Linked DNA regions of Homo sapiens: region 1 is linked to region 2. The links are chromatin contacts, found by Hi-C or POLR2A ChIA-PET in ENCODE. All regions are on one chromosome and are shown on one strand. The core of a region is the stretch at or near the end of the contact, and the rest is flanking DNA. Distances in the headings are between cores, read along the strand shown.

Region 1 (5,619 bases), core at 601-3,100, 40 kb before region 2:
GGAATATCTTTATTAACGAGCACTTCAAGGTAAGCCGGCGATGGAAACCAGATGTGGGATCGCGCGGTCGGCGGCGGAGCAAGGACCAGAGATACTAAGGGGGTAGGGTGGGGGTAAGAATTAGCCCAGATGAGATTGGGAGCAGAAGCGCGACCCCCCAGGTATATTTTTTCTTTGGGAGACCTTAGATGCAGAAAGTTGACATCTGACCCACATTCCTTGGTTCACGGTGCTCAGGCCCTCTTTAATTTTACCTTGCACTTTTACCTCTCACCCTACTCCCAGACTCCCTAGAGGTACGTTCTCGCTTAACGATTTTCTCAGCGGTTTAAGGAAGGCTGCTCTCGCTGGTCTCCTTCAACTTGAACCATTCCACAGCCGGGGGCCAGTTTCCCCTCTGCATCTACGCTGTCCGCACGGCCTTCCAGGTCGGTGGAGGGACTAGCCTGAGCAGAGGTTCCAGGGCGCGACGGCTATTTCCCAGCTGTGTGACCTGGACCAGGTGGCCGCCCCTCTCTGAGCCTCCGTTAGCTCATCAGAAAATTGGGGGCGCCAATCTCTAGCACGGTTGTCATGAAGCGAAATCGAGGGGCTGCACGCGCAAAGTTTTTTCCCTTGCTGTGGCGGTGCCAGGGGCCTTGAGGCTCGCAGTGGTGGTGAAACCACAACCTATCAAAACCAAGCAGTTCGTTTTACAGTCGGGGGCAGTGAGGCCAGAAAGGGAAGAGACGGTCTCACCCCTCTCCCCGACCCCTGACCCCAAGGAGTGAACAGGTGACAGCGCGACTATCGGGCAAGGTCAGGGGGTCTCCAGAGTCCGCTCTCTGTACTTCGCCTGGCAGGAAATCCCCTCGCCTGGGCGCAGACGTGGGGCGTGAACGGTGCGGCCTCTAGACGGGAGCGCAGAGGGCAGCGCTCTAAAGCTTCTGAAGCCGGGCCCAGCCCAGGGCTTCTCCAGGGCTTGAGGGAGCACAGATTCCGCTACATCCCAGCCCAGCGCCCTTACAGCAGAGGGAAATAGTTAACAAGACGTGCAAGTGACCATGCACTGGACGACGAAGGCTTGTGTGTGTGTTAATCTCCCGTAGGAACGGGAATGGGGAGGAAGGTTGGAAACCTAGGAAAAGGTGCCAGCGGGAAGGCCCGCAGCGGCGCCCGCGAGCTCGCGCGCAGGAGTCCGTAGGACTCGCTTGCATCCGCAGGCCCGTGGTCCCCCTGGCTTCGAATGTCAAAACCTGTTAGGTTTATTTTGGGGGGCTTTTTTTTAACCTGTCATTAAAATTTGCATTTCCCTTTGCCCTAAGGCAAAGCTCCGACACCCCGCCAATTCTCAGCCTAGCCTCGGGAGCCCTGGGGATCCTGGCATCTCCCCAGCCCCGCCTAGAATCGGAAAAGCCCTCGGGCGCCTCCGGGTTGAATCCCCGCTAGCGAGTTAGTAGCATCTCCTTAAGAGTGGAGAGGAGGGGGCAGGGGCCAGTGGAAGGAGAGAGGAGGAGGGGACGAGAGAGGGGGAAAGGAAGAAGCAAGGCAGGGAAAAAAATTTACTTATTTTTTTTTTCCGCTGCAAAACCTTAAGAGGGTTTGGGAGATCTGGTCAACTTTCCGAAACATCTGAATCTTTTTACTGCCCTCCGTTCTTTCCCTCGGCTAGCTGTGGGGAGGGAGGAAAGAGAGAGAGGGAGAGAGAGAGGAAGGGGGGGGGAGGGAGGGGAAGAGAGAGAGAGGAGGGAGAGAGAGGAGAGAGACAGAGAAAGAAGAGGGGGAGAGAGAGAGAGGCCGGCGTGGAGGGGAGGAGGGAGAGCGAGCAGGCCGGGCAAGGAGTGCACAGCCACAGCCTCCTCGCCTCCCCAAACTCCCAGCCAAGGCGCGCGGTGGCGTCCTCGCGCCCTCGCTCGCGTCCCCGCCCGCCGCCTGCGCAAGCCAGGCATGAATGCTGAGACTTGCGTCTCTTACTGCGAGTCGCCGGCCGCTGCCATGGACGCCTACTACAGCCCGGTGTCGCAGAGTCGGGAGGGCTCGTCGCCTTTTAGGGCATTTCCCGGAGGCGACAAGTTCGGCACAACTTTCCTGTCGGCCGCCGCCAAAGCACAGGGATTCGGGGACGCCAAGAGCCGGGCCCGTTACGGCGCTGGGCAGCAGGACCTGGCGACACCCCTGGAGAGTGGAGCTGGGGCGCGGGGCTCCTTTAACAAGTTCCAGCCCCAGCCGTCGACCCCGCAGCCCCAGCCGCCGCCGCAGCCGCAGCCGCAGCAGCAGCAGCCGCAGCCCCAGCCGCCCGCGCAACCGCATCTTTACTTGCAGCGAGGCGCCTGCAAGACGCCCCCGGACGGCAGCCTCAAACTCCAGGAAGGCAGCAGCGGCCACAGCGCGGCCTTGCAGGTTCCCTGCTACGGTGAGTGCACGTGCGGGTCACCTGGTGCTGGGGACCACGGGGTGCTTGGCTTCCGCATCCCTTGAAACTGGTGGCTTGCGGGAGGTATGAGTTGGCGGGCTGGGGGCGGGGTGGTGACTCTGGTCGGTAAACGGGATCGATCGCTGCGAGGGAGCCAAGGGATCTGTTCTGTCTCCTTCTTGTCCGCCGGCCTAGGCACGGAGCGTTTCGGCTGTTAAACTCGACTTGGAGTTTGTTTTTCCCGGTCCCTTCGGCATTTCCCCAAACCGCTCGCTTTGCGCTGCCCGCTGGGCGGGATTTGAAGCGGATGCTTCTTACCGGCCCAGGGCGTGCGGCGGCAAGGAGTCTCCGCGCAGCGCTCTGGCGCTGGGCTGCGGGGCTGCGGGGCTGCGGGGCTGCGGGGCTGCGGGGCTGCGAGGCTGCGGGGCTGCGGGGCTGCGGGACAGCAGGACTGCAGAAGCCTCGCTCCTCGCCGGCTGGGAGGCTCCTCGGGCGGCGCCGCCGCAGGTGAGAGCGCCGCAGGTGCGGAGCCAGGCGGGAAGCCCGGAGCGTGGTTGGCCGAAAGCTCACGGGAAATCCAGGCGCACTGGCGCAACACAGTGCGGAGCCAGAGACCCTAGGGTCCCAGGGGACACTGTGGTCTGGCAAGACCCGAGTCCTGGGACCCTGAGCGCTACTGGCAGTGGGGATGCGGGCAGGCCAGTTCCCCTGGAGCTTCTCCCTCGGCGATTCTTGGAGGCGGCAGGCCTCTGAACAATGGTTTAGGACAGAGTAGGAAGGGAGACAGGAAGTCCCGAGTCCCAGGTGGCCCAGAGCTGTGGCAAGAGAGAAGGGTCTGGGTCCTGATTTGAGCCCACGGGGAACCCGGGGGAGCTGGCCTAAATGACCTCCAAGCTGCCTTGAACGCAGCCACAGGAGGCAGGCCTGGGCCCCCCAGAGCACAGCCACCATTGCCCGGGAGAGAGAGACACTCAAGGACGTCTCTAGCCAGAGCAGCTCAGTAGCCTAGGCCTTCTCTTCTTCCAGAGAATCGGGGTTCCTGAACCCCAAAGCGGAAGGGGAAGCAAAGACGCAGAAAGGGAAAAACCTTCTCTGGGCCAGGAGTCCTGAGCACATACCCGGAGGCCTTGGCCTTCAGGTCCGGCCCTGGTGGGAAGAGTTGGGGGCAGGGAATTTGCCCTGATCCAGGCTGATGGAGAGGCACTAGGCCTGGGGACAGAGGCTGGGACACGGCGGAGGCCTTGGTGGCTAGAATAACTTTGGGAAAACAGCCGATGGCAGATATTTTCTCGTATTCAGGTTCCTTCTTTCACAGGCGCAGAACTAGTTCATAGATGGCTGCTGACAAACATTCACAGTCATATGCTTGTCTACAATTGCACTCTACACACACACACGCAGAGAGCATCTTCTTTAGGAGCCGATGTGGTCATACCCCAAGAACACATGCCCATGTGGCCTCGAATGAGCCACATACTCCCAAACCCATAGGACAGAACTGAGAGAAGATTTAGAAAGATTCAGTGGCCCTTCCCCACTTCCTCCACCTTCCTCTTCACCTCCAGTTGGAATGAGATCAGGCATTCAGATCACAGACCCCCAAGGCTCCACACACAGACACCCACAGCTCCACATGCAGGCACACACAGTTCCACACACAGACACCCACTGCTCCACACACAGACACCCACAGCTCCACACACGGACACCCACAGCTCCACACACGGACACACACAGCTCCACACATGGACACACACAGCTCCACACACAGACACACACAGCTCCGCACATGGACACACACAGCTCTCATACAGGCACTCTTTCCGTGCTAAGCCAGCAGAGACTCTCAGCCCTGTCCGTACTGGCTGTCCTTCCCAGCCCAGGGATGCAGGCCCCAGCTCGTCCCTGTCATTCAGGACTATTAGGTGAGGGCAGGTCGCAGACTAGGGGACCCATGGAGGTTCATCCTGCATAGCCAGAGAGCTCATGCTCTCTCTCCACTGCATTGAATTTTCATATTTTAATGAAAATTACCAGTGAGACCTCTGAAGAGGCTGATACATTAGGCAAGAAGAGAGCCTAAGGAGCTCCCCACCTCTTGGTTAAATGCCTTCAGGTCCAGAGGGAAGGCGGAGAGGCCTGGCCTCCCCTGAGCCCTCTCTCTGTGTCCTGCTGGGCCCCCACAGCCAGCCTGGCCCTTCCTCTACTTGCACTAGCCTTTGGAGCTGACGGAAAGGGCCAGCCACTTGACCCGCTACTGCCCCTAACCCGTGGCAGTGTGACCTGACAGCAAACACCTTCCCAAACCCCGGTTTCCTCATCTGCATCCTGGGGTGATAACAGAAAGGCCTTACTGGGTCATAAATGTGCCTCTGCAGAGACAGCAAGAGGCAAGAGCAAGAGCCCCCGCTACCCCTGCCCCTCCCAACCCCCACCCACATTTCCATCCCTATCTATCTCCGAGCCGCTGGGAACTCGAGAGCACCCAATTCTGAGGACAGGGCAAGTCCCTGCCACTGCTCTGGGTCATAAACTGCAGGCTGGGACCAAAGGCAGCCTGTAACTACCGGCAGGACGCCACTCCATGCTGCCTAAGATGGAGGCACTGCTCGGGGCAAAGCCACAAACAATAAACAGCAAGTCAGTGTTTGTTCTTTCCCTCTCTCAGCAGCTGAGTCTCCCCAGCCAGGAGATGTCTGGTCCTTCTAGGAAAGGGATTAGGCGCGTTAGGTCTAAGATGGAGAAACTGAGGATACAAAAGATGAGGCTCTGCCCTTAACAGAAGTAGCCAGGAGGAGGGACTCTGGAGTGGGATCCCTACCCTGCCAGCAAGCAGGAAAACTGAGGCATGCATTGACAACGATTCTCTCCCACAGTTGTGAGAGTGTATATACTCAAAAGCGGAGAAATGGAGTTCAAGGAAAAATCCTTAGACGCTCCCAGGAGCATTGGGAAAGTCGGAGGCAGGGGCGGCCTTGGTGCCAGTACTGGCGCTGGCTGATCTCCGTCTTCAGGCAGGCAGCTGAGACCTGGCAACCATTCCTAGCCCTGGAGGTCGGGGCGAAAGCTGTTCTTTCACGTGTGTAACTACACCTAACAAAAGGGGGAAGCTCGGAGGCCTCTTCCTGGGCCTCAACTTCTGGGCCCACTCCCGGCAGAGTCCAATTGCCTCTCGGCAAGGAAGGTGCCCCGGGCAGCTGAGCCTGGGCCAAGCCGAGGGAGTGCGG
Region 2 (6,260 bases), core at 1,510-4,009:
GTTTAAGAAGGCAGAGGCATCTCTAATAGAGTCTACAAACTTTTTTTCCAAAATGGCTAATGTGGAAAAGGACTAGTGGTTATCAGTAAATATGTAGCTGTTCAGAAACTGCAGCTACCAGAAGTGATGCTGAAGAGCTGCACGGTTGAGTTGCTGTAAGTTCCCTGAGGGCAGCCTGCCATTTTTTTTTTATTTTTTTATTTTTTGAGACAGGATCTCACTGTGTCACCCAGGTTGGAGTGCAGTGGTGTGATCTTGGCTCACTGCGGCCTCCACCTCCTGGGTTCAAGCGATTCTCATGCCTCAGCCTCCCAAGTAGCTGTGACTACAGGCATGCACCACTACACCCAGCTAATTTTTTTTATTTTTTGGTAGAGATGGAGGTTTCACCATGTTGGCCAGGTTGGTCTTGAACTCATGACCTCAAGTGGTGCACCTGCTTTGGTCTCCCAAAGTGCTGAGATTACAGGCGTGAGCCACCATGCCCAGCCCAGACTGCCTTTTTTTTTTTTAGACAGAGTCTTGTTCTGTCGCCCAGGCTGGAGTGCAGTGGTGCAATCTTGGCTCACTGCAACCTCTGCCTCCCGGGTTCAAGCGATTCTCCTGCCTCAGCCTCCTGAGTAGCTGGGATTACAGGTGTGCACCACCACACCCGGCTAATTTTTGTATATTTAATAGAGATGGGGTTTCACCATGTTGGTTGGCTGGTCTTCAACTCCTGACCTCAGGTGATCCACCACCTCAGCCTCCCAAAGTGCTGGGATTACAGGCATGAGCCACTGCACCTGGCAAGACTGCCATTTTATTCCCCTCCAGTGCCTAATGAATGTTTGATGAAGGATGACAGGGCAGCTGGGGCTTTCCTGTGAATCCAGAAGCCCTCACACACCCAGATCTCACTTGAATTTGGACAACCAGCCACTCACATGACCTTACATGCCTGAGTTTGGACAGGAATCCTAGCATCTAGCCTGATCTCCAGCAAATGGATTGGGGAGGACCCACAGGTGTAGGTAGAGAAAGGGGCATAGCTGGTTATGGGACAGCCCTGTAGGTGCTGTGTTGGTGTGGGATAAACCTGTTCCTTTTCTGTGCAGTATGTGTGTACATTTGTGTTTGCATATGTGGGTTGCATGCATGCTTCCTAACAAATATATGGGAGTGCCCGGGAGTAGAATTCACTAAGTACTGAAAGAAGAATGACGCCTTGAGTACAAAACATGAAAACAAAGGCGCACAGAGCATTTTTCAGTTGCCACCATACAACTAAAACAGAGTGTTCTCTGCACACACACATGCGCGCGCACACACACACACTTATACCTACTTCCAAAATGGAGTTGAGGTAGCTTACAATTAAAGATTTATTTGTTCAATCTAAAAACAAGAACAATGGCATGAAATGCAGAGGTAATGTGGTAAAAAAAAATTTAGGCTAAGGTTCATGGTTGCCATTGAGCACAAACTTCAACTTGGAGCTTCCTGGCAGCCAAGGCAGAAAGGGAAACTCTGACGTGCTGCATATCTTATCACCTAGTGGGAGGACCACAGAACTATAGAACGGTAGTGCTGGAAATGATCACCCCATCTTCCCATTTGATAGACGAGGAAGAAGAGGCCCATAGGTGGGAAGTCATAACCTGAAGTTAACAGCAGCCACTCAGTAGCAGCACTGCGACTGGAATCCGGGACTCCTGAGTCGCAGCCTAGTGCTTCTTTGACTTTAGTTTGCTGTACAAGGACACATGCCAGATTGTTCAGAGGCTTTTCTTTGTATAAAGGCAGCAGGGTGGGTGGGATCTTCATGTGCGTCAGACCTCTGGGTTGAGCCCTAAGCCTGGCAGTGCCCTGGGGGGGTAAGGGGGTGGTGATGGAACCCCCTGCCTGCCTCTGCTGTGTTTGTTCAGGGCCCATACTCAGCTGGTGGCAAGCCAGGTGCCTGGCGTAGAGTGGTGGTGGGGACAGGGACGGGGCAATGGGGGCCCCAAGATGGACTTTTCCTGGGAAGAAGCCTAGGGTTTGGCCCTGCTCCAGGGGGCTGCAGGGGCCTCTCTCTGCTGTCTGGGATTCCAATCTCTGCAGCTGGTGTCTGAAGACAATAAGACAGAGGCCTCCCCGCCCTGGGCCACCCCGCCCTGGCCCCAGATGGGCTGCGGTTAGCGAGGCCTCCGCCAAGACAGTTGGTTCCTTGCACAGCCCGGTCCTCGGGAGAGGCCTGTGCTGAGTGGGCCCAGGCTGGGGTGGTCCTGAGGTATGACATTCAGACCGGGAGAACAGTGGGGACCTCGTGGTTGGCTGTCCTCCTGGGGCTGCACAGTGGAGACAGGCCTGCGGTGCAGAGCTGGGAGGCACAGGAACGGGCGTGGGGGTTGGTGTGGCATCTGGAAGGGAGCTCTCGGAGCCCCTGGGGCGCCAGGGGTCAGAAATGGATGGACACTCCAAGCCTCAGGACCTGCAGATGTGAGCATAGAAGGGGTCGTGAGGATACCCTTGCTGCCTCCAATTTACTGGGGAGGATATTGAGGACCGGCCAGGCTCACCTAGCTCATGTCTGGATCTGGGCAGAAAAGCCAGAACTGGGTGCGCAGGGTAAGGCCCCAGGACAAAGGAACAGGAGAAGAAGGAGGGAGGAGGTGGGCAGCCCTGCTCCCACCGGTCGCTCACCCGCCTCTCACCATTTCCATCTTCAGCCCTCAAATAAATCCCTCAGCCTGACCTTCTTCCACTCCTGTTCCAAAGACGGTGCTAGCTCTGCTGGCCTCTCCCCCGCCTGGTCATCTGTCTTCCCCAGATAACCCACATCTCCTCCTCCCTCACACTCAGCTCCAGCGAGCCCGCGCCCCACATTCCACTCCCCCACATGGCTCCTCCCTCCACTCTAGACCCCTTTGCCAGGCGCTGGCCACCTCCTTCCCTCTTCGGGGTCCCTCCCCGCCCATCCCTGGATCCTCTGTTCCAGAGCCTGTAGGGACATCTTCCACTTCCACAGTCCCACCATGGGGACCTGGAACCCACAGAGACACAAGGAGAACCCCAACAGTCACAGTGACAAAAAGAAAAAGAGAAGCCATCTCTCTCCGTGCCTCCAGTGGCTTCTCCCCTCCCCCCAGCTTCCCCCACAGAAAACCCTGGGAGGCTGAGGAAGGAGCGGAAAGACGGAGCTAAGCCTGCAGGAAATTAAACATGAAATGAAAACAAGCTCCTCTGATTCATTCTCTCATCCTGGCCCCAGTCTCCCATCCCAGGCCACTGATAAAGAGGGATCCCATTTCAGCAGCACAGAGAGGAGACCCCATCTGTCCTTGGCTCCCAGTGGGCAGCCAGGGCCTGGACCCTAGGAATCCCTGGAGGAAAAGGGGCCCTGGGAGGCCAGGGCAGGGGCTGAGACCCCAAACTGGGGAGAGGGTCCGTTTCTAAGGAAGAGGCTTCTCCTCCCCCAGTCAATGTGTGTGCACACATGCACGTGCGTGTAGCCACACTAGTGGGTACACTCGTGCACGCACACACATGCTTAGGATTAGGGAGGGGAAAGTGAGTTGGTACAGGAGTGGAGAAACATAATAATGTACACCCCTGCTCACCCCCACCCTCCTCACAGTAACATGAGATACATCCCCATCTTCCTTGACCTCTTTCCTCTAGCAAAAGACAGTGAGAAAGGTCAGGAGCTGTAAAGAAACAAATGGGAAGTACTCTAAACATTCTTGGACTGCATTTCCCATCTATCTCCCCTGCTGCGACTATGAGGTACCATTCGCCATGCAGAAACTGAGGCCCTTGGCAATACCAGTGCTCCTATGAGCCTGTCCATTGGCCAGCTACACTGGATGCCCAAAGAGGCCAGGCAGCGTCTGTGAGGAAGCACGTCCACACCTCCTTCTCCCCTCCTCGCAGTGGTTCCTAGGAAGCTCAAAGGCTCTGAGGCAGAGGAATTTTGAGAGCTGACTCCTATATTTAGCTCAGCAGCTGCATTGGTCGTGATGGATGGAGAAATGTTTCCACCTGGAGAGCAGGGACTGGACCTCAGGAAAGTTGGCTTTCTTGATGCCTGGGCCTGGAAGGGCCTGGCAAGGCTCCTTATGGCTCTGCAGCTGAGGCTATTGTCATGGCTCTGTTCTCCCGGTCTGCAGCGTGCTGTCTGAGGTGTGCCCACTTGCATCTGAGTCTGCAAAGCCAGCAGACAAGTGCACATCAAGCTGGCAGAGGCCTCCCTCTGAGGAGCACCACGGTCCATCTCTGAATCAGCCTAAAGCCATTCCTGGCCTGGAAGCTGATCCCTCCTCACTCTCCCTCTCTCACCCACCCCGTCCCCATCACCCCTTCTCCAGATCCTAAGTCATGGGCCAGGGGTAGGGCAGCTCTTGCTCTTGAGCCTTGGGAAAGTTCTCAGCCTTCCAGAAATGCTCGTGCAAAGGAAAAGGACCCAATACTCCCCGTCACCAAAAACCCCAGTGCTCACAGCTGACTCAGAGACCTCCCCTCCCCCGTTGGGCTCCCAATCAGGCCAACATCCCATCCACTTGTGCTCAGTGACGGGTTGGCCTCCACTTCCTCTCACCATCAGGCCACGCTTCTACACAAGATTTTATAGCAACTGCCTCTACAGACAGCACCAAGGGAAAAACCCTTCACTTGGCAGTCAAGGCCCCCTGCGATCTGACTCTGTTTCTTTCTCTCCCACCGCTTCCTTCAAATTGACCTCTTTAGGTTTTTGGAGTATGCCTTGCTGTTTCTAAACCTAGGCCTTGGCTTTCCTCCTTTCAGCCAACCATTCAAGGCCCAGCTCCTGTCCCTCCTCCAGGAAGTCTTCCCTGACTGCCTCTGTTGCCCAGCAGAGCCCCTGTTCTCCCTTTAACACAGGGGAGTTCTGAGCTGGGAGACTGTCTCCAACAAGAAGGCTGCAGACAGGATGCAGGGAGGAAGGCATTGTGAATCTGGACCAATAAGCCTTAGAGAGCCATGAACCTTTTGGAAAACTGTGGCAAAACTGTGTGTGATTGTCTAGGAGAACACATCTGGAGGAGCATTTGTAGCTTTTATCAGCTTCTCCACAGGAGTCTGCTTAGATGACTGCTAAGATGACCAGTGACTTGTTTTATAGGTGGTGACACTTGGCTGCTCTAGATTCTCAAGCTTAGAAAAATAAAAGTTCTGGCTCAGGATCACGCCCATGGCTAGTGGGGGTAAGATACCTTCCCAGCTCAGAGTGGATGATTCTAGATTGTCAGCTCTTGAGGACAAAGACCAAGGTTGATATTTATGTGTGGCCGCACCGTTTCCCAAACGCACTGCAACTGATGGGGGGCTCAAGGGAACAGTTTGCACTGCCTGAAAGTGAGGCCTCCAGGCGGGCATCTCACCCTGGTGACAATGGCTTTTTCGCGTCTTGTAGGTCTGGTTCCAGAACCGAAGGGCCAAGTGGAGGAAGCGGGAGCGTTTTGGGCAGATGCAGCAGGTTCGAACCCACTTCTCCACTGCATATGAGCTGCCCCTCCTCACCCGAGCTGAGAACTACGCCCAGGTAAGTCCCGCCCTGAGCTGCCGCCACCGATCCCCAGCCCCTGGTGCTCTGAGAATGAGCCCCTTGGAGGAGAGCCCAGGCACCCCGAGATGACTTATGGCTCCAGGCTGCCCTTCCGTCTCATTCCAGGGGTGTGCCTGTTTATACCAGAGTGTGGGAGGCCCAGGGTTAATCTATCCAACTAATCATTGAACCAGGCTTGGCTGAACTTTAGGGAAGGGAAGGTTGGGGCAGTGAGAACGGCTCTTTCCTCCACTAGCTTTGGCCACTTTTGCTGTGGGCATCGGAACCAAGGCAGGCAGAAGGCCACCAGGCCCTCAGATACCGCTCGGAGGGTCTCTTCAGAAAGCGAGCTCTGAAATCTCCAGGACTCGTGGCCAAGTTGGAATGAGCTTGGGATTCTGAGTCCGGGGACTTAGGTTATCTTTCCAGCTCCAGGTCTTTCTCACTTTAGGCAAGTCTCAAATCTCTGAGCCTCAGTTTCTTCACCTGTACCTTGGACATGGTAAAAGCATCTGCTCAGCTCTGTTGTCAGGCAGTTGTAAGGTCTAAATTCAATCATGCAAAAGTATTTTGTGAATTGTACAGTTTCAAAAAGCTTGTGTGCCTGTGCTCAGCTTCTGGGGCCCTGTCCTCCCCTCCCCCCAGAGCATTTTCCCTAGGTGTCTGTCAGCCAGTCCCCTGTTCTAGTGTGAGATGCAAGGGATGAGAAGTATTGAGTCACATCAGGCACATGGGA

What was found. A loop is a pair of places that touch in the nucleus more often than their neighbours do. ChIA-PET counts read pairs that join two places held with the same protein, here RNA polymerase II (POLR2A). Pooled maps may share reads with other maps.
Region 1: POLR2A ChIA-PET joins it to region 2 with 11 read pairs in WTC11. The contact joins the promoter of ALX4 here to the enhancer-like site in region 2. A Hi-C loop is called at or near these places in 4 of 168 maps with a recorded cell type or tissue (K562, MCF 10A, PC-9 and 1 more) and 5 of 50 pooled maps. POLR2A ChIA-PET finds 5 or more read pairs at or near these places in 3 of 52 experiments (A549, A673 and WTC11).

The regions. Positions count from the first base shown.
Region 1 is chr11:44,306,370-44,311,988 of GRCh38, reverse strand. ALX4 (ALX homeobox 4) reads left to right here and starts at 1,850. Exons shown (of 4, transcript NM_021926.4): 1 at 1,850-2,392. The coding sequence starts at 1,927. RefSeq lists an enhancer at 944-1,872.
Region 2 is chr11:44,266,755-44,273,014 of GRCh38, reverse strand. It overlaps ALX4 (ALX homeobox 4), which reads left to right. Exons shown (of 4, transcript NM_021926.4): 3 at 5,393-5,521. Among named protein-coding and RNA genes, the nearest start is that of ALX4, 40 kb to the left of the region's middle. RefSeq lists an enhancer at 801-4,638. Within about 2 kb of position 2,759, at least 4 of the 41 ENCODE cell types and tissues checked have a DNase peak (open chromatin) inside an H3K27ac peak, as active enhancers do.